Linked DNA regions of Homo sapiens: region 2 is linked to region 1. A link is a loop called in an ENCODE intact Hi-C map of the cell type or tissue named here. Cell type or tissue: mucosa of descending colon. All regions are shown on one strand. Links, peaks and the distances in the headings refer to the core of each region. The heading gives the core; the rest is flanking DNA.

Evidence for each region. A loop is a pair of places that touch in the nucleus more often than their neighbours do. Peaks named below come from ENCODE experiments on the same cell type or tissue, not always from the same donor. Only the 100,000 strongest peaks of a DNase experiment are listed, where the experiment ranks them.
Region 2: a loop joins it to region 1, with 3 times the contacts of the local background. A loop is called at or near these places in 3 of 110 quality-filtered maps.

What each region holds. Positions count from the first base shown.
Region 1 is chr9:18,204,373-18,214,438 of GRCh38, reverse strand. It overlaps a transcript of ADAMTSL1 not described here. Among named protein-coding and RNA genes, the nearest start is that of ADAMTSL1, 260 kb to the left of the region's middle. In mucosa of descending colon, for the core only: a CTCF peak has its summit at 6,078 (motif pointing right); no DNase peak of the experiment used is centred there.
Region 2 is chr9:18,070,400-18,080,465 of GRCh38, reverse strand. It overlaps a transcript of ADAMTSL1 not described here. Among named protein-coding and RNA genes, the nearest start is that of ADAMTSL1, 400 kb to the left of the region's middle. RefSeq lists an enhancer at 8,249-9,448. In mucosa of descending colon, for the core only: no CTCF peak of the experiment used is centred there; a DNase peak (open chromatin) is centred at 4,725.

The sequences.
Region 1 (10,066 bases), core at 1,299-9,298:
AGACAGATTCAGAAAACAAAGTACATCATCTCTGAATTGTTCCAAAGAATATCATTGCTTTGGGTGAATTGGAGGCTATACATCCTAATAACAAACACACTACATAACTTCAAATAAGCTACTTGAAAATAAACTGTATTTGAATTTCGAAGAGATTTTATGATAACATGTACTATAACTATGCTTATCTAATTTAAAAACTTTTAAAATATATTTTCTAAATGTAATTCTGGGTTTATTGATGGAGAGAAAAGAGGAATACTGCTGTTAGAAAGAGAAGAAAATACAGGTGATAACTTGACCATGAAAAATAAGCCTACAGATCACTAAGAGTTGACTTTGTTCTTACAACAAAAATACACTAAATACGTAAAATTTTAAAATTACAATTAAATTTCTTTGGGCGAGGGGCGGTGGCTCATGCCTGTAATCCCAGCACTTTGGGAGGCCCAGGCGGGTAGATTGCCTGAGGTCAGGAGTTCGAGACCAGCCTGGCCAACATGGTGAAACCCCATCTCTACTAAAATAAATAAATAAATAAGCAAGCAAGCCAGGCGTGTAATCCCAGCTACTCGGGAGGCTGAGGCAGGGGAATTGCTTGAACCAGGGAAGTGGAAGTTGCAGTGAACCGAGATCGCACCACTGCACTCCAGCCTGGGCGACAGAGCGAGACTCTGTCTCAAGGACAAAAAAAAATTATTTGGACTCAGATTCTGTCTCAGATCTCTCAGGTACAACTTCCTCTATCTCTGAGGTTTCCGTATGTGCTATCTTGAAAACCGTCAATTCCCTATAGAGATATATCAAAGAAATAGATTTCTGAAACAGCAGCACAGAACGTCCTCATTTTCTAGTTACAGTTATGAAGTAACAGAAAACAAAAAGACACCTTTATGCTTTAGTGTGAGCTCACTAATACCTAGTCCCAGGCTCAATCACCTTTTCAGCATCATCTCAAAGGCAAAAGTTTAGCTTCTCACTAAGTTCTAACGGAAAACAACACTAGAGGGCGCTGGGAGTTTGCAACTTAGGACTGTCTTCTCACCCAGGAACACAGTGTTTTGTTCTCCGAAGGATACCAACACCAATTCAATCCCTGAAAATGTCCGTTATCATCACAGTTCCAATGAATCAAGAGCGTGATCCTACAAATATGTTTTCCCTGAATACAAAAGGGGAAAGAACAAGAATCTCACTGGCTTTAGCAGTTTAATAGTGTACCATCCAATCAGGTGAAAAAGATATTAAATAAATTCCAAGGAGGGGAAAGAGGGAAGAGCAGAGCTTGTAGCTTACAGTTTCTTTCTTTCAAGTCATGTGGTAAGTGAATTTTTGGTGTGAGCGTTCATGAGAATTTCTGCCAAAAAATAAAATGGTCAAGTCTTGCATTAAGTCAGGCTGAGTTGATGTTCAATACACTAACGGCTAAAGATAGAAGTTCCCATTATAAATCACATCTCAAAATGCTAGTAATTTGCATTTAGGACAATGAACTGCAAATTCTATTCAAAAGGTAAAATTAAAATAAGACTTTCAGGTGTTGTTCTCTCCCAAATCTTTACAATCTTATGACCATTGTGGGGAAAAAATTTGTGGGGAATGTTGAAGCACATCTTACCTAGTCTCAGTGTGACCTAAGGGTTATCGTCCACACCAAAAAGGCAAAAGGCACCCTAGAGCTAGAAGTTGTCTTCCCTTTGAATGGAAGACAACTCAAACTCTAACTACACATTGTGGGAAAGCTATGATGTAGTAGCCTCTCATACTTTTGAAATGTATACATTTTTACAACGGCCCAACATCAATTTGCATATGGATTTGCAATTGCACATGCAATTGCAAAGATAGGATTTTACTGGTGATTACAACAACAACTTTTAAAACTACACTTCAGCCTGGCCAATCCAGTCTTCTCCAAGACCAGCACTACAGATCTGGCTGTTTGACATAGTGACAAGTAAAATATTACTTTTTCTATGAAGTTGTTTCATTTATATGTTTGGTCAAATCAAACTAGTCATAAATACATTTGCTGAACATAATCTATCCTAAGCCTTTTCAGTGTTTAAAATTATGGACACACTTGGAATTTTGTCATGTCACACAAGAAACATTGGCCCAGGAGGTCAAACATGGTCATAAAGTTCATAAACACGTCAATCTTCCTCCTACCACAGAGACTTTGAGTTTGCTGTTCAATCAACCCAAAGCAATCAGTCTTCTTCAAGGGGACCAGGAGTAAGTCTTCCTTTTTTTCAGGAACTGGTAGATTAAACATGGGCGCAAGACTCAAATACATACACGTTAATACACACACCTTGTCCAGATTTGGTTCCAGAATTTTTTCTGGTGCCTAAATCTGGTCACAGTGGACTTGTTTCTTCTCTTAACTGCTTTTCATACAACCCTAGGAGAGTCCCAGGTTCTGTCCTTGAATGAGACTTTCATTCCTGGCATACTAAGTCAAAATCAAAATGCACTTCCTGCAGAAACACTGTCATGAAAACAGGGGCACTTGAAGTCCCACAGTTTGTAGCTTAACTGGGTTGTTGAGGGCTGGCCTAAGAATGTAAAAAACATTTCCAACATTTTTGCTTTGGGAATGTGTAAGTTTCACTATCTGATTTTCAATGGAACATTTGAAGCAATACTTGTAAAGTGCAAAGTTTTGTAAAGGAAACAGATAAATATAAAATTACATGGAAGGTATCTTTAGCTTCAGATGCTGAAGGGACGGTGAAATTCTCTTCTAAAATAAAAGAAGGATTTTTAAGGGATTGCCACATTTTTGCAACTGAAGGCACATTGGATATTGATTTAGGTACTTCCCCACAGATGTCAATTTGGCTGAGTGGGGACATGTGGTCTGTCAGCAGAAGATTTTCAGTCCCTGAAGTAGAGGACAGAGCTCAGAAGAGAGTCCTAGAGAGGTTTTTTGTTTTGTTTGCTGTTTTTAAACAAGAAATCCTATAACAGAGATACAAAAATAAACAGATAAAATTTTTGTTTTAGAACAATGGTTTTCAAATTGTAGGTGGCTGTTCATTTGGTTTATGAAATTAAATGGGTCTTGAGACTCACATCTGTAGAATGAAATGGAATAGGGAAAAAATGGAGGGGGGCCATTGTATTTCTTACTGTTTGGGTGGTCACGATCACAAAATTTTTGAAAGAACACTGACCTAGAAGTTAACAAAAAGAGCCATGGAGTTAAAAAGTTAAAACCATTCTTAAAGTGGAATTGGCAAGTGTGAAAACTGGCGACTGTGTATTGCTTTTGGGAAAAGGAGATAGAAAATAAATTAGGAGTGTTTAAAAATTTGGGACCATTAAATAGTGCTCCAGGGTTAGAGAGGTCGTCTAGGGACTCTCTTTGTCCAGCCAGCTGTGGCTCATCCTAAATATGGCTTAAATATCACTTCCTCAGACCCACCTTGTCGCTTCTCTCCTCTGTCACCTTTTTTTTTTTAATAGAACTTATCACAATGTGTAACTATACATTTGTTTGTGTGTTTCTCTAATGTCTCTGTCTCTAGACAGCCTTTAAACTCTATGGTGACAAATTTTACTTCTGTGGTTGATTACTGCATAATACCTGGCCAGGCACTCAATTACTATTTAAAGAAAAGAGCATCAGGAGATATTGTGAAAGACTTTAAGATAGGCAAAAAAAAAAATTACTGGTGTCCTGCCTAGTATACCCTTCTAAGCTGCCAGAGCTGTTCGTTGCCTTTGAGCTGTTTTACCACCCTGTAAGTTATAGAAAACTGACAGTAATGCCAATGATTCTTATCCACAGAAATGCAAGTGAATCTTGGTGAATATGCAATGATTATTGTCATAGGAATATTAATAATTTTTTTCATCTACTAACAAATCCATCTTAGCATTCCTGGTAATATTAATTAATATATATATTTATTAATATATATCATATATAATTAATATATATTTATTTATATATCATATATAATTAATATATATTTATTAATATATCATACATAATATATTTATTAATATATATCATATATAATAATATATAATATTAGCGTATATGTGTGTGTTCTTTGACTTCTATTTAAAGCTAGTTGTAATATGTTAAAAGTTGTTCTTATTAATGAATTAATTAAAATTTTAATGAATGAGTTAAAATTTTAATTAAAGTATTAATTAAAAACTCTGACATGTTTTATATTTTATATTTATACTTTATATTTGGAGGGAAAGAGAAAGGAAAGAAAGAAAATGGAGTATTAGCTGGAAAGTCTATGTATGTGCTCATTCTCTTGGGGACTGACATTACCTGGTTGTGATTATGTTAAGAGAAAGAGGCTGGTGAAGGAAAGAAAAGGAAGGCATCAGAAACAAAGGTCATTTTATAAGGTAAACATGAGATAGCAATGTAGCCCACTTATAAAGCAGACTTTGTTTTAAACAGAGACATAAACATACATATAACATATGGGAAATAATGTGCTTATTCCATGCATTCTGTACTGGCAAGGCACATCTATTGTTGAGATCCTCAGCCTAGATAATCTGACACAGGTAGATCCAGAGAACAGTTATGATTTTTCACTGTCTACAGGCAAGCTGGTATAGGTACTACTCAATTCCCACCAAAGTCACCAATTAACAAAATGAATTATCCACTATGATGTCACTCAAACAGAACAAAGAGGAAATAATCAGGAGAGAAGTAAGTGTTACCCAGCAAAAATTAGTTGGAGGTGTGTTTACATGAATAAGGGTATCTTTCAATCAGAAAAAGTAAATCAGCAAGGCTAAAACTTGCATTTCTTAAAGATCATCAACCTGTTAATTAGAAAAGCTATGATAATTAAACTGAATTCAGGTGGTTTACTTAGAGTCAAGAATTAAGTTTATCGGGACCTCCCTTTAGCTTTATAAAATTAAGCTCCATTTACTAAATCTAGACACAGAGTTTAGGCAGGGTTTGCGTTTTGGTTCCATGGTCTAAATATTTATAATAGGTCTCCAATGAGTGTTCACATAGCTCTGGGTGATAGGTACTGATTCGATAACAAAAAGGCATTTTACTACACATCCCAGAGTTAAGTTAAATGCATAAATGTGCCATATTCACCAGAACAATAGTGAAGGTTCTAATGATGACATAATGCATAATAATAAACCCAAATGGGTTCTTTCAGCCATCACAAACAAGTCTGACGTAATTTTTATGTGCATTTTTGTCTCAAACATTTTTTTCAACTGTAAGCAAAACATATAACAAACATTTCAGAAAGACAAAAAAACACTTGTATAATGTTCTTGCAAATTTATACAATGCAGATTTGAATTCACAACACGCAGACACACACACACAGACACATATCTTGGCATACTGTAAACCTAAATTACAAATGGTAAATAATATTTTCCTTTATATAGCATGTCACAATCCACAAGCATCTTTGAGCATATTCATAAAACCCCTGTGAAGTCATTCATTGTTTTCCCCATTTTGTAGATAAGAAAATCAAGGTTCAATGATGTCTATTTCATAGATGAGGTAATCAAGTTTAGAAGTCTGGTTTGTGGCCACAGAACCAGAAAGAGGCATAGGTAAAGTTAAACATTAATCAAGGTCTGTCCTTTCCAGTTTTCCTGTTTTATCCTCTAACATAACTCATTCAAGTCAAACAAATATTATTATGATATTTTCTTCATTATTGCAATAAAAAAGTCCACACTGCCTGGGATACAGTCCCAACTCCACACTTGCTGGCTATGTGCTCTCAGTCAGATCACTTATCCCCTCTATGCCTGGTTCACTATCCTCAAATTGGGGATAATAATATCCCCTAACTGATAGCATTGTCATAAGGACTAAAATATTTATGAAGCGCTTAAAACTGTGCCTGGTGTCTTCCAAGTAAAATCAATTTCTTCTAATCTCAGCTTAGCAAAGTAAGACATTTGCCCTGAGGACCCAGATGACTGCTTGGACACTCATTGGTTGCCGTGTATCTGATGATCCATGGGCTGCAGGTGCAACTCACAAACTTCAGTAAGAATTTCCCAGCATCAATGCCCAGACTCGCCTCAGGAATCCTGCCACCAGGGGTCAGAAAGTTCCCTTGTGTTTATTTTGTTGAGCAATTTCACAGCTTCCTATCCAAAGACACAGAGAAACTGCCACTTGGGACTCATAGCCTCTTTCTAACCTGGGATAATAAGTACATGTTATATTTCAAGGAGTTACATTCCTTTCTATTTTTATTTATTGTAAATAATAGCAGCTGCCACTTAGTGAGCACCTACTAGATGTAAGATACTGGACTAAGCGTTTTCAACTATTTTTGTACCCCTAACAAAATGTACATCACTGTCTCCATTTCATAGGCAAGAAAACCTGAGACTCTGAGTGGTTCATCAGTTTATCCAAAGACACACAGCAAGTGGTAAAACTGACATTCACCTGGTTCCCAGGTGCTGTCTGTGAACTTCCAAAACCTACGCTCCTGACATACAAGACAGTGCTTCTCTCTAGAGCCAAATCATGCAATATTTACTTATTCTATCTTGTTTTTTTTTAGTACTCTATATTTATATCCTCTTAGGACTAAATTGTGCAATAATTATTTATCCTATCTTGCTTTCTTTTTTAACACTCTGTATTGTTTCAAAAGGACCTGAGACCCGCTTATACAAATACATAAACCAAATAAAAATTTTCCAAGAGGTTGAAAAACAGAAAATAGAAAGTAGAGATGAGGCCACGTCGAAAGTTAACATATGAACCGCATGTTACAAGGGCGCCTAAAATGACTAGCATCGGACCATGGATTCACCTTTTCATCTGCATTAAAGAGTTTAACTTCTTATCTTCTATTGTAGGAGAATCATGCAATGTTAAAATTATGCAGGACTTCAGTCTGATGCATATTTAAACATATTAGTTATTGTTAAAATGAGTTGTACCTAACTATTTGACCAAGCACCATTGATTAGCCAGTAGACTTGAGTTATAATCCCAGTTTGGTCACTAACTGGATGGGTGATTTTAGGCAAGTTACTGAACCTAAGGCTTAGGGTTTTTTGAGAGCATGAAATGAGATACCATATTATAAGACGTACTGTCTGACAAATCACACAAGTGCCCAATAATTGTTAGCTATTGCCATTATAATATTCTTGTAATCTTTTATTCTTTTCTTCTTTCCTCTCTTCCTTTTTCCTCTCTCTCATTCCTACCTTCTTCCTTTCCCTTCCATTTACTCCACTTTCTTTTTTCTTTTTTTTCTTTGAGATGGAGTTTCACTCTTATCACCCAGGCTGGAGTACAATGGTGGGATCTCAGCTCACTGCAATCTCTGCCTCCCAGGTTCCAGCGATTCTCCTACCTGAGCCTCCTGAGTAGCTGGGATTACAGGCATGCACCACGACGCCCAGCTAATTTTTGTATTTTTAGTAGAGACGGGGTTTCACCATGTTGGCCAGGCTGATCTCAAACTCCTGACCTCAGGTGATTCACCCACCTCGGCCTCTCAAAGTGCTGGGATTAGCAGATGTGAGCCACCGTGCCAAGCCCACTCCACTTTCTTTCCTTGCTTGCTGGTCACGTAGGAGACAGATTTCAATTCTGTCCGGGTCAAGAGATTTCTAGATAATTTAGGGATCAACTCCACGGCCAAGTACTAGCTAAGAAAAAGTCAGGAACGCAAAATAAGTAATTATGACTTCTGTTTATAAGGAATTCATATTCTCAAAGAAGCATCAACAAATATTTTTTTAAGTCCTAAAAGATAGAGAAAGGATAAAACAGCTTACAGAGAGCTTAAAATGATGTGGTAACATAATTTTGACATGATCTGGTTAATGTAGGGCTAGAAGTCTGCTCAGTGTTTCAGGAGTGTGAAGATGAGAGGGACACAGCATAAAATAATTAGAAACTATAATAGTAACACACAGTAGGGGTCATGAGAACTCAATGAAGTCAATAGAGAACAAAAAAGAAGGTTTTTGCTGATAGCTTCATTAAAGAGAAAGGAGTGAAGGAAATTTGAGATAGGGAGAGGGCAACGCAGGACCTGGGAGCAGCAGACATGCTGCTCTAGTACACCCAGCTCCCTGGGCTCCACGTCAATCACATGTACTGCTCTAAGAATATAAATCAAATAGTGTACCTGGCAAATTCCTCAAATCAAAGAAGGCAAGGAACAAGGACACACACACAAAAAAATACATCAGCTTCTAAGGAACACCTTCCTCGCTGGAAGTTCCAACTTTGGGCTTCTGCAATGAAAAGATGATCCATATTGAAAAATAAGATAACATAAAACTCATGATGGGAATTTTCCATGTCAAAATTTAGGTTCTTGGCTGCTTTTTTTTTTTTTTTTTTTTTTTTTTTTTTTTGAGATGGAGTCTCACTTTGTTGCCCAGGGTGAGGTGCAATGACGTGATCTCAGCTCACTGCAAACTCTGTCTCCCGGTTTCAAGTGATTCCCCTGCCTCAGCCTCCCAAGTAGCTGGGATTACAGGCGCATGCCATCATGCCTGGCTAATTTTTGTATTTTTAGTAGAGATGGGGTTTCACCATGTTGCCCAGGCTGGTCTCGAACTCCTGACCTCAGGTGATCCACTCACCTCAGCCTCACAACGTCTTGGGATTACAGGCATGAGCCACCGTGCCTGGCCGTACGTGGCTTTTATGAAGAAGCCTCTTTAACCTAAATCTCATGAGACTATGAGTTTGGGAGAGAATACTAGTATCTTCTTGCTCCAGGAAATATGAATGAATTCACAGGAGAGAACATCATGAAGTACAGGAAGAGCATAGGTTTTTGGAACCAGAGAGACCTAGCTTGCTTTTCGCCTGTGGAACCTTGATCATGTTCCCTGACCCTCTGTGTGTCAGTTTTCTCAAGGTTAACAATATAATTAAGCTCAGTAGAGATAATAAGAAACATTAAAACTTTTCGTTTTTTTTTCCCAGATTTACTCAAAACAAAGGGAGAACATAAATCCATTACTGTATTTATTTTAAAGTAATGATAACCATAAAAGATAAGTTTGTCTTGGAAATGCAAATTCTGGGAATTATAAAATCATATCCTAAGATGTTATTGTGTATTTTCATTTTCACTTCTCTTAGATCTTCTCTTCTCTTAGAATTCAATTAAATTGGTAAACTATTTCTAAGAGCATTATAGTGTATATAATTATGAGTCATGCTAAAAGTCTTTTGATGGCTTTTTAATTGTTTTAACATAGTAAAATCAATGTGTATGTGCCACCCTAGGCAATAATTCTGTCAGATCTCATTAATAAAATAGGTTGAGCTTGGTTTCTGCTTGGAAGAGAGCCTTGATAGGAGACACAAGGCATGTCCAGAACTTATCCTGGTGGCTCCACCACTGTGGATTTGGTTCCACTCTTCCTCAGATTGTGAGACCTTGAGAAAGATTATTTTGGTATGATAGCACTGGTGGCATTTTGTCTGTTGTAATGCCCAACTCTAAAATCAACTCAATCAAATGTATTACTCCCTACGAATGCCATAATACAGTGGATATAAATGAACAAAGATGTTTTCAAAAGCTTATTCTAGAACAAACAAACAGGTCTGAGTAGATGCACCTTCTCAAATCTTACATTACAGTTATTGCCCAGGGCAACCAGATTGCTGCCTTTGGATAGCCTCTAATTGACTATAGCCAATAGATTCCCCTCCCTTGTAAATTTCTGGTTAAACTCACACACATCATTCTGAACACTATAAGGCTGCTGGCAACCAGTCTTCAGATGATTGAAGGAACTTTTTTGTTTGGTATTATAGTGAGCAGGGTGGTTTAGGGGTCTTACCAACCTGTGTCAATAAACATGCTGGGCATGAAAGTCACTGGACTTCTCAAATTTCTCAAGTGCATACTATATCTATCACTGTATTAGTATGTTTTCATACTACTATGAAGAACTGCCCAAGACTGGGTAATTTATAAGGGAAAGAGCTTTAATAGACTCACAGTTCAGCATGGCTGGAGAGGCCTCAAGAAACTTACAATCATGGTGGAAGGCAAAGTGGAAGTAAGGCACC
Region 2 (10,066 bases), core at 955-8,954, 130 kb after region 1:
ATTGTGCATCCGTTCTAAGAAAAGGAGATAGAATCACAACTCCTAATGCACAATGCTATCTTAAGATTTTGCTCAGAGGCATCTTGTAGGTATCCTCCTAGCTCACCCTTTCCACTTCTGTACCATCCTTCTGCCTCAGTCTTACAAAAACCACCGCTCCTCTGAGTCTGACACCATCCAAATACCTTACCTTATATCTCTACCTTATATGTCTTTGGTGTTTCTACCAACTTTGTGATCACTACTCTTTGTTCACTGAGGACTTTTCCTTCTGGTTCAGTCCTCTCATCTATTTCCAGCTTAATCTGCATTTGCACAGAATATGAGCTATCCATCACTTTGGCTTCTCACTCCTTGACCTCCCATTACCTCTTCCTCCATTCTGCCTCTGCCAGGCTCTCCTATGGTAACACTTGGACCCTTGTCATCATCAGTACACAATCTAGTCTAACCACCATTTCCTCTTTGTTCAGCTCACCTGGTCAAGCACTCCCACAATTCTTCAACAGCATGTGGCCTTCATCCCACACACTTCCTCACTATCCACCAGTTGTTGCCTGTCTTCAGTTCTTCTTTTTGTCCAGCTGGGATTCTGAAGTCCCTCAACAAAATCACCCCTTTAGGAACACTTCCAACCTCATGTGCCTGTAAGACTTGCCAGAAAAAAAATAAATCTGGATGCTTTCCACCATGGTACTCTTCAGACATGTACCAATGGTTGCTTTTTATTTTTTATTTTATTTATTTATTTATTTATTTATTTATTTATTTATTTATTTATTTTGAGACAGAGTCTCGCTCTGTCTCCCAGACTGGAGTGCAGTGGTGCGATCTCGGCTCACTGCAAGCTCCAGCTCGTGGGTTAACGCCATTCTCCTGCCTCAGCCTCCCAAGTAGCTGGGACTACAGGCGTGCACCACCATGCCCGGCTAATTTTTCTGTGTTTTAGTAGAGACGGGGTTTCACCGTGTTAGCCAGGATGGTCTCAATCTGTCTCCTGACCTCGTGATCCGCCCACCTCGGCCTCCCAAAGTGCTGGGATTACAGGTGTGAGCCACTGTGCCCAGCCCAATGGTTGCTTTAAAAAAATTAAAGAAGTTAAAAGGATATTAAATGGAAACTTTCGACTTGAGGTATCAAGATGCGATAGCAGTGAAATCCCAATGTGAAGTGGTAACCAGAATATAAATCTTCAAAAAGAGTGTAAATTACTTTATGAGATTTAAAAACCCTTCTTTACGAGGATGAGAGTAAAAGACTGAGAATACATTTTGAGAAAAGAAGGATTTTTGGGGTGAGAACTGCTAGACAATGAGCCTAGTACCCACCATCAAAGGAAAGGATATCTGGGGATACCTGCCCTCTTGAGTCAACCCTAATGAGGGCTGCATCTATGGGGCCACTCAGCGTTCAGTACAGCACACCTCTGGATGGAGGTTCCACAGATACAGGTTCTGACCCCTGCCTGGGGAACCTTGAGATAGACAGGCTGATAAACTACTCTGATATGGGAGCCAAGGAGAGGTCGCTGCCTGGAATCCACTACTCCGTAATTCCTAAGAGCAAAGGCAGCATCATGATTGTTTCTTGATGCCAGAGATGGGCCATACTGAAGACAGCTCCATTGCCTTTTTTTGAGGGTCCAGGGGCTTGTAGTTGTACAAACCAACTGGGAAGGCAATGGATTCCCTGCAGAGAGAATATGGGTGGACTGGGCTTCTGGAAATCTAGGAGCTGAGAAGGGAGTGGTAACCAGAGAAACAGAATATGCCTACATCCTAGGGGTTACGATTGGAGGGGCTTAGAAGAGAAGTCTAGAAAAAACCACAAAAATACTCACGAGAAAGTGATACAGCTTTAAATATACACCAGGACCAAAGAAATATCTATTTTCCAAGTGTATCTGTTGAGCAGAAACCTTCTGTTCCTCTTTCCTCTCCTCTCTCCCTGAGCACAACCCTGGATGAGCCTGAAAGTTAGTCAGCGAAACTCTGACTAAGAACAGACACACAGGAGCTGTGGGGTAGGGGAAGAAAGGCTTATTTTTGAATGCAGAAAAATAGTGATGAAATGTAGAAACTCAACATTTGTATTTCTGAGTCTAGATTTTTTTCAGCTAACTATAACTTCAGGAACCTCTATTTCCTAGGAGGCGTAGGGACAGCCCAGAATTTTCTATCTGTGGCAGAGAGAAAACTTTCCCCACTGCGCGACTATAAAAGGCACAATGGGAGAAAAAAATTGTTTTATTTTTATTCTATCTCATGAGTCATGCTTGTTAAAGTACTGATTAAACTGGTTTCACTTGAACTCCGTGCTCACAAGCCCCAAATGGGCTCTCAACACAGCCCAGCAATGCTACTACTTTTATCTGTGTAGCAGGCTTGTTTGCTCACTATTCTCCTATATGACTTTTACATCTTCTCTCTCAGTTCAACTCTCCTTCCTCCATCCCTTCCCACCCTGTCCTTGTTAGGTGACAAATATATCTCTTTCTTCGTTGAGACCCCAGAAAGGCCAAGATGGGGATGCCTTGACTTCTCACCCATGAAACTTCCTAAATGGGCTGCATCTTCTTCTCTTACATCCAAAGACAACTCCTGCATAAAAGGCTAGCCCCTCTCCATCTCTCTCATCTTCCTCCGATTAGCCCCTTCTCCTGCCTCAACAGTTTCTCTCTTTTACCCATTCTATCAGCATACAAATATGCATTTTTTTTAAAGTCCTCCTTGGACCCCACGTTAGTCTGCAGCTTTTTCCATTTCTCTTATTTTGTTCACAATTCAACTTCTCACACAAGTAGCATTTACTTGATGTTTACCTTCCTTCAGCTCCCATTTACTTCTCAGCTACTCCAGTGTGGCCTCTGACCACCACTCCTTTCTTTGAAACTTCTCAGTGAGATCACCGATAACTTATCTTGTTAAATCCAAGGGGCCTTTTATCAATCATGATATGCATTTTCTCAATATCACAGGTCCCTCTTTAAGCTCAAAACACTTTCCCTTCTTGACTTCCATGCCATTACTCTGTCCCAATTTTCCACCTTAGTTTCTAGCTGTTCTCCATCTCCTTTGCAACCTCCTCCTCTTCTCCATGAACACTCAATAAGGGAGAGGAGTCCAGGGCTTGCCTCTGGGTCTCTGCATCTTTGTTCTCTGCCCTCTCTTTCCTCCAACGTTAAATATGCCTTTGTGTAGCTTTAAATGCCATTTGTATAGTGATAACTACCACATTATATTTCCAGGCCAAATTTCTCCTGGGAAATTCAGACTTTTATATGCTATCACTAATTTTATACCTACATTTGGATATTTCACAGGCATGAGAAATTCCACTGGTCCAAAATAGACCAATAAATCTCCACCCTCCTCCTCCTCCTCCCAGACTGCTTCTCTTTCACTCTTCCCATCTCAGTAAATGTGGCCAACGTTTAAAGACACCAGGAACCTGGGAGTCATTCTGTATCCTTCCTTTTTCTTTATCTTCCGTAGCCATCTAACAGCGTGTAATTCCAAGTATACATTCAATCGGTCCATTTCTTGTCATCTCTACTACCTTGTATGGTTCACCTAAACTAATGCAAAAGCCTCCTTAATACCACCATTTTTCCTCCTATTTTCTGCCAAGCCACACTCCACACGTTATCAAAACACAAGTCATTATTGATATGTATCAATAATGTACATAGCCCAGCCCCTCTCCACATATAAGTCCCTCGATGTACTCAACAAAATCCTGTCTCCCAGCCGTTAACAGTGGTTCCCTGCTCACATGACATTGCCACACTGGCCAACATTAGCTGCTTGTACATTCCCCTAAGAGGTCTCCAAATATTCTATTTGCTCTGAATGGAACATGCTCAAAGCACTCATAACCACATTCAGGTGTTTTTTATCTTTCTCAAGACAGCTTCCTAATGTCCAGCTCCTTAGAGAAGCCCCTTTCCTCATTATCCCATGGAGGCACTATTTTTGTCACTGTGCCCTTATCATTTCTGCCACAGCATTTATAGCCACTTATGATCATGCATGTGTTTGCTCACTGATCTTTTTCCACAAGTTTTAAGTGTCTTAAATGGAAGAACTGTATCAGTGGTATTTACCTGTGTCCACCTCACGAGGAGGACAATACCTAGACTACAGAAGGAACTCAGTAAGATGTGCAGAAGAATGTATTAATCCGGTAGCACAGCACCATGGTAATGACCTAAATTTCATAAAATATTTCCAATATTTCCCATGTTGAGCAATAGTTTTATTAGGGCTTAGCTATCCATACAAAGAAAAGAAACAAAATAAAACGTGAAACCACGGGAATAGATCTTGGTTAGGAAGGATTTGAGGAAGTCACAATTATTCATTGGCACATTGTTTAGAGAAACCAAACAGGAACCTAATAAAAGAGAAAAACTAATATCCTCATTCTTGAATCAGGGATTCATCTTGAGGTGATGTTTAAATTGTGTAACAGTTTTAGATGCTATTACTTAGGTGAGTGTTTATTTGTGTTGACACTACACTACTTCCTCTGGAATTCAAATAAATTGAATGCTGGTTTGGGACTTGGTATTTAATTAACAGCTTGATCAATAAATATTCACTCAGCACCTTTTACAGGCACAGGTCTGCCCACAGCAGGAACTTCCCTGTATTAGTTCAACACTCAGCTTGGAAATGCCCCAAAGCCTGGGTCAGCACTAATTCAGCCTTGGCCTCCTTCTGGGGTTACACAGCCCTCCCAGGGTGGGCTTGGGGCCAAGGATGTTACTTTCTTTCCCTAATCCATTTTCCGATGTTGGCTATGATCTTTGCCTTTTCTTCCTTTAGAAATGAAACTGTTTTTCTTCTTGGATAAATCACTGCAGTCAGCTAGGGTATATGCCAAAACTAAATGATTTTAGTGTGCTATAAAGTAATGAAATTGACTTTTATAAAACTTTTATATTGAAACTGACTTCAAACTACACACATTAACCCCATTTTATTACATAGTCCGCAAACTACACAGCTTCAGAAGGGTGGGATAGGGTGGGGTGAGTCCCAACGTACTTGTGGCTCCCACCCATGTTAAACTACCAGGGCTTTTTTCTGCTCAGATAAAACTCTTTTGCACATTGACTGTGACCTCACTTCTACTTCACTTTTTAAAAATGCATACAAGTGTACCATACACACTTCTTTATGTTATAGAAGTTTTAATAAATTTAATAACCATTATTGTAATATTCTTATTAGACTAAGTAAGAAATGATGCAAATTTCAATTACCATTATAGTAAAGAAATTCATATCAGGACTCAAAGGAAAGTGGTTTTCCCTCCCCCTCACAGAAGTTTTATAAAGGAAAGATGAAAAGAAGGGAAAGAGGGAAGTGAGGAGTGTAGGAAAGAGAGAGAAAAGGAGAAGGATAGAGTGAGGGAGGGCAAGAGGGAAGCAGGAAGGCAGGAAAGAAGGAAATAAATAAGGAATATAGGTATAAAAGAAACAAGAAATGTACATTTATTTCCAATAAATTTGTTCTGCCTGGCTGATGACAGCATTCCCTTTCCAGTGAGGGGAAATGCAATGTGGTGAGGCTGGGCACCATGGCTCACGCTTGTAATCCCAGCACTTCAGGAGGCTGAGGCAGGTGGATCACCTGAGGTTAGGAGTTTGAGACAAGCCTGGCCAACATGGTGTAACCCCATCTCTACTAAAAATACAAAAATTAGTTGGGCCTGGTGGCAAGCGCCTGTAATCCCAGCTACTTGGGAGGCTGAGGCAGGAGAATCACTTGAACCCAGGAGGCAGAGATTGCAGTAAGCAGAGATCATGCCATTGCACTCCAGCCTGAGTGACGAGAGTGAAACTCCGTCTCAACAACAATAACAACAACAACAAAAAAAGAAAGAAGAAAAAAAAAAGAAAAGAGAAGAGAAAAGAAGAGAGAAGAAAAGAAAAGAAAAGAAAAGAAGAAAAGAAAAGAAAAGAAAAGAAAAGAAAAGAAAAGAAAACACAGTGTGGTGAAATGAATAAATCTGCCAAACAAAAAAGGGCCAAAGTGGAATGAGTCCTTTCCTCCAGGGTCACCTGAGAACAGACAACATACTCTTCGTTTCTCTGCTCCACACCTATTTGCAGGAATCTCCATTCTATGCACTCCATCTTTTGGCAGCATACAGACATCTGGATGGTGCTTCCTGCATTGCATTCATAGTTTTTTGAAAGAAAATGACCACAGAAGCTGAGCAAGTAGTTTACAAGCCAAAGGGAAGCCTGGCTTGCCTGTCATTAAAGCAGATGCAGCCTGGGCCAGCTGGTGGGCATCTCAGACCTGCACCAGAACACAGGGGCATGATTTTAAATCTCATGTCCCCAATGCTCAAAGCGTAAGGAGTTCTTAGATGCTCCAAAAAATGAGAAATGAACCCAAAATTAGACCGTTCACTGAATAAACAAGCCTACTTCCTCCTGCACTGCCTCCCTTTTCAATGCGAAAAAAAAAAATCAGTTTTACAACAAGGCATGAAACAGGCTGATAACCTCCCGTGTGAAGCAACCTTTAGCAAATTAGCCTAAAATAGGGCTTGAGAATTCTAACTTAGAAGTCCCACTCCCCAAGTAGATCCTGAAGTTATAACTAAGACTACCTCATTTAGCACATGACATTGCCAAGGCCGCTGAAGTTGGGTGACACCCTCAAGGTCAGTCATTTAGAAGTTGGAATCTGTTATTTTTAATCCCTTGCCAGAGCTCACTTAAATACACCATGTTGTCTTCTATCTTAAAACAGTTCCAAGGTTATAAAAAATGCATGCATATCTTTTAAATGTCAATAACATGATATAGTTATACGTGAAAGTGTTCATATTTTCACCCAAGAAAGACTAAGAAACACTGTGTCCTGATTCTCCAGAGCTGTGTTGCTTCTGCACATACACAATGGACCCCACCCAAAGGCCTTCACCAATCCCCCAAGTGCAAACACCACTGTGGCATGTAATTTCCTCTGTAAATGTGTAAAGTACACATGAAAAATACTTGTGCCCCCTTTAGATATCTTCTTAACAATTCTGTAAATATCACCTAGATGGATTTATAAAGCAGCTCTTTGCAGGAGTCCATGCGATCAAGTAGAAAGCACAAAACTAGTTGAGATGTGGATCTTCATTAGGCATTCACACAGGCTGAATCACTCAGCTCCACACAGCCTTCTCCTCACAGGGCCCACAATTCAAGTGATGAATTGCAGTATGTCATGCACTTTGGGGGTTACTCTGAAGAGCTGACAAACAATATATTTAATCCAGGAATTACAAGTAATCCTGGAATTAGCATGAAGAGAAAACACGTGGCAGGCCTGGTGAGCCTGTTCTGGCCTCTCAGAATGTCATGAACTTCAGTGCTCTTCATTAATGAAGATAACGCTGTGAGGACAACACTATTAATCTACCCTAAGAGAAACTAACTAAATATCAGCTTCGTTGTCTCGCTTCCTAAATAGGCAACAAACATCAAACTGGACGGTACATAAAAATTCTTAATCCTTCCCCTAAGCTGCAAATGGACAACAAATACAATCTTTACTAGAAAGGAAAAATATCGTCTCATCTTTGGAAAAGACAAAGGATATTATCTAAGCCTAATTCTACACATCAGTTCCTGATAGCATGAACTGGAAAACTCCACTATTCTTCATCGCCCTCCGTGGGCAATGAAAATTGTCAGCCTAATAGTACCAACCCTTCAAAACGAAGTGGGCCCTACAAAAATGCCTGGATAAAAACATACAAGTGGTCCAAGATTTTCTTTTTTCTGTCTGAACAATGTTGTCTCTGAGAGATATGCAGATAATCAACCTGTGGTGATAACTGTGTTTAAGGAACATTATTTGTGAGATAGAAAATAACATTCTCTACTTTAAAAACAAAAACAAAAATACAAAACACATGAGTGTGTGTATGTGTACACACAGTTCACATAGTATACTAGCAAGCTGTGTTGGTTTGAAGACTAGGTCAATATTTGCAGGTCTCAGCTTCTCAAATATAAGTTCAGAAGCCTCTACAAGATGCAGGCAAATGATCCAATACTGCAGGGTGAGTAGCACTCTCCAGGCATGGATAGCTCTTCCAAGACTCACATTGGACAGCCATCTTTGTTTTATTCCTGTTGCTGCACCCTCAGCAATGAGGCCATCACATAAAATCATGTTTCGCATAACAGTGGTAAGAAGCCTAAAAATCATCAGCTGCCATCGAAAGTAATGAAAAATATTCACAGAGGCCTTCAATCAGCCCATTTTTGCTTTTGCAACTATCATTTCCTGAAAAACAAGAAAAACGACAAATACAATCCAAAAATAAGATCCCCACGGCACATGGCTTTTGGACCACCCGGAAAATGCAAGCTTGGACATACGAATGGCAATGTTCTTGTTCTAACAGTTGCCAGGGACAGCTAAGAGCCTTAGAAAGGTTCTGGCACTGTCAAGAGCTTGGAACCATTAAGCTTGTTCTATATTAAAACAGAACTCAGAGTATTTTCTCTCTAATGGAGATGAAACTGAGGATCATGTTCTAGCAAGGGACACACAGGAAGTGCGGCTGATGAATATCATCATTCAGCACCCTTCACAATATCTCTCCAGCAGTGACTTCCAAGCTCCCCAGATTGAGTCATCCTGGAACACACAACGCATCAAATAATTCACCGGCTGTACTCTGAGGTATGGGCACGTGCTTCAGCACTTATCTCCTACTTTCGAGGAAACGTCCTGATACAGAGAAATCTCTATAGAGGACACACTCCCTTCCTGGGCTTCACTTGGGCTCTGCTAGGTACATGGATAAAAGCAGAGGGCCATTTGAAAATGTCACTTCACTTGTACCTGACACTAGATTTATCATTCCTACCCTCTGAGTATATTAGCATTCCTAGCATTGTTATAGTCTAGTAATTTACAAAGTATTTTTCACATTTGAGAATTTGGAACAATAACATAACCACTTACTAATCTTTTAACTGAATTCTGAACTCCGGTTCCTTTAACTATTTCTTCACCATGGAGATCCTTTTATACAAGGCAGGAACCCCTGTTGTTCCAAGTATCTTGATAGAATAAGGAACAGACAGACACACACACTTATTTTTGGTGTTCTGGACAAATTCTAAAGCACTCCCATAGATATGCTCTGAAGTGACCAAACCTTTAATTTTTTTGAACCAAAAACATCTGACAACAAACAAAAAAGTTATAGTTCTAGAGCCTGCTCACCAGTTTTCATGGGACTATTGTCAACTTGGGGACATGCCGTCCCCCACAGTGGCTCTGTCACAGAATGCTCATCTCAAAACTTAAACCCCGACAGCAATCTCCTCTCTCTTCTGTTTCTTTCTCCATATATTCTTGATCTTTGACCTCATCCAGATCCTTAGTCCCCTGACCCCTCCCTGTTTTTTCTTGCTTTGCTTTCCTTCTAGTCCTGTCTAGCCCTGAGTCTACAGTTCAAGCATGAACCTGATCCTAAACCAACACCCAATGTTTCTTCTCTGCCCCTAGACCTGGGCTGCCAAGTGCTGCTGGACAACATTCACATATTTGATGCCACTAGCTGTGCAGAGTATCAGATCATCGGGGTGGGGATGAGTGTGCAGTCCTTCTATGCTGTTCAGCAGCCCATCCTGCATCATCTCCACACCATCCCATCCTCCTCTCTTCTGTCTATCTAGCCCCGCTCTTTACATTTGGCCACAATGAATTCCATGGCTTCTGGTTTGGCTATAAGACTCCTTCTCCCAAGGGGCTTTGCTTTCTTATCATTTCCCAAGATTTTATCTTCAGATTCTCCCTCACAGCTGGGCCATTTAGTTCAAGCTTACTAGAATACCGAAATCTTTCCCTTCTTAAAATAAAAAGCAAAACTTATTGTGCAAAACGCTTCCTCAAATTTGCATCCTCCACTTTCTACCATTCATTCATTTACTCATACATTCCTATTCCCTACCTCTCTCTCTCATTTCTTCAATTTCACATTCCGTCCCCAGGCAAAATTCTTGAAAAACTGTATAAGAGTCTATCATCCC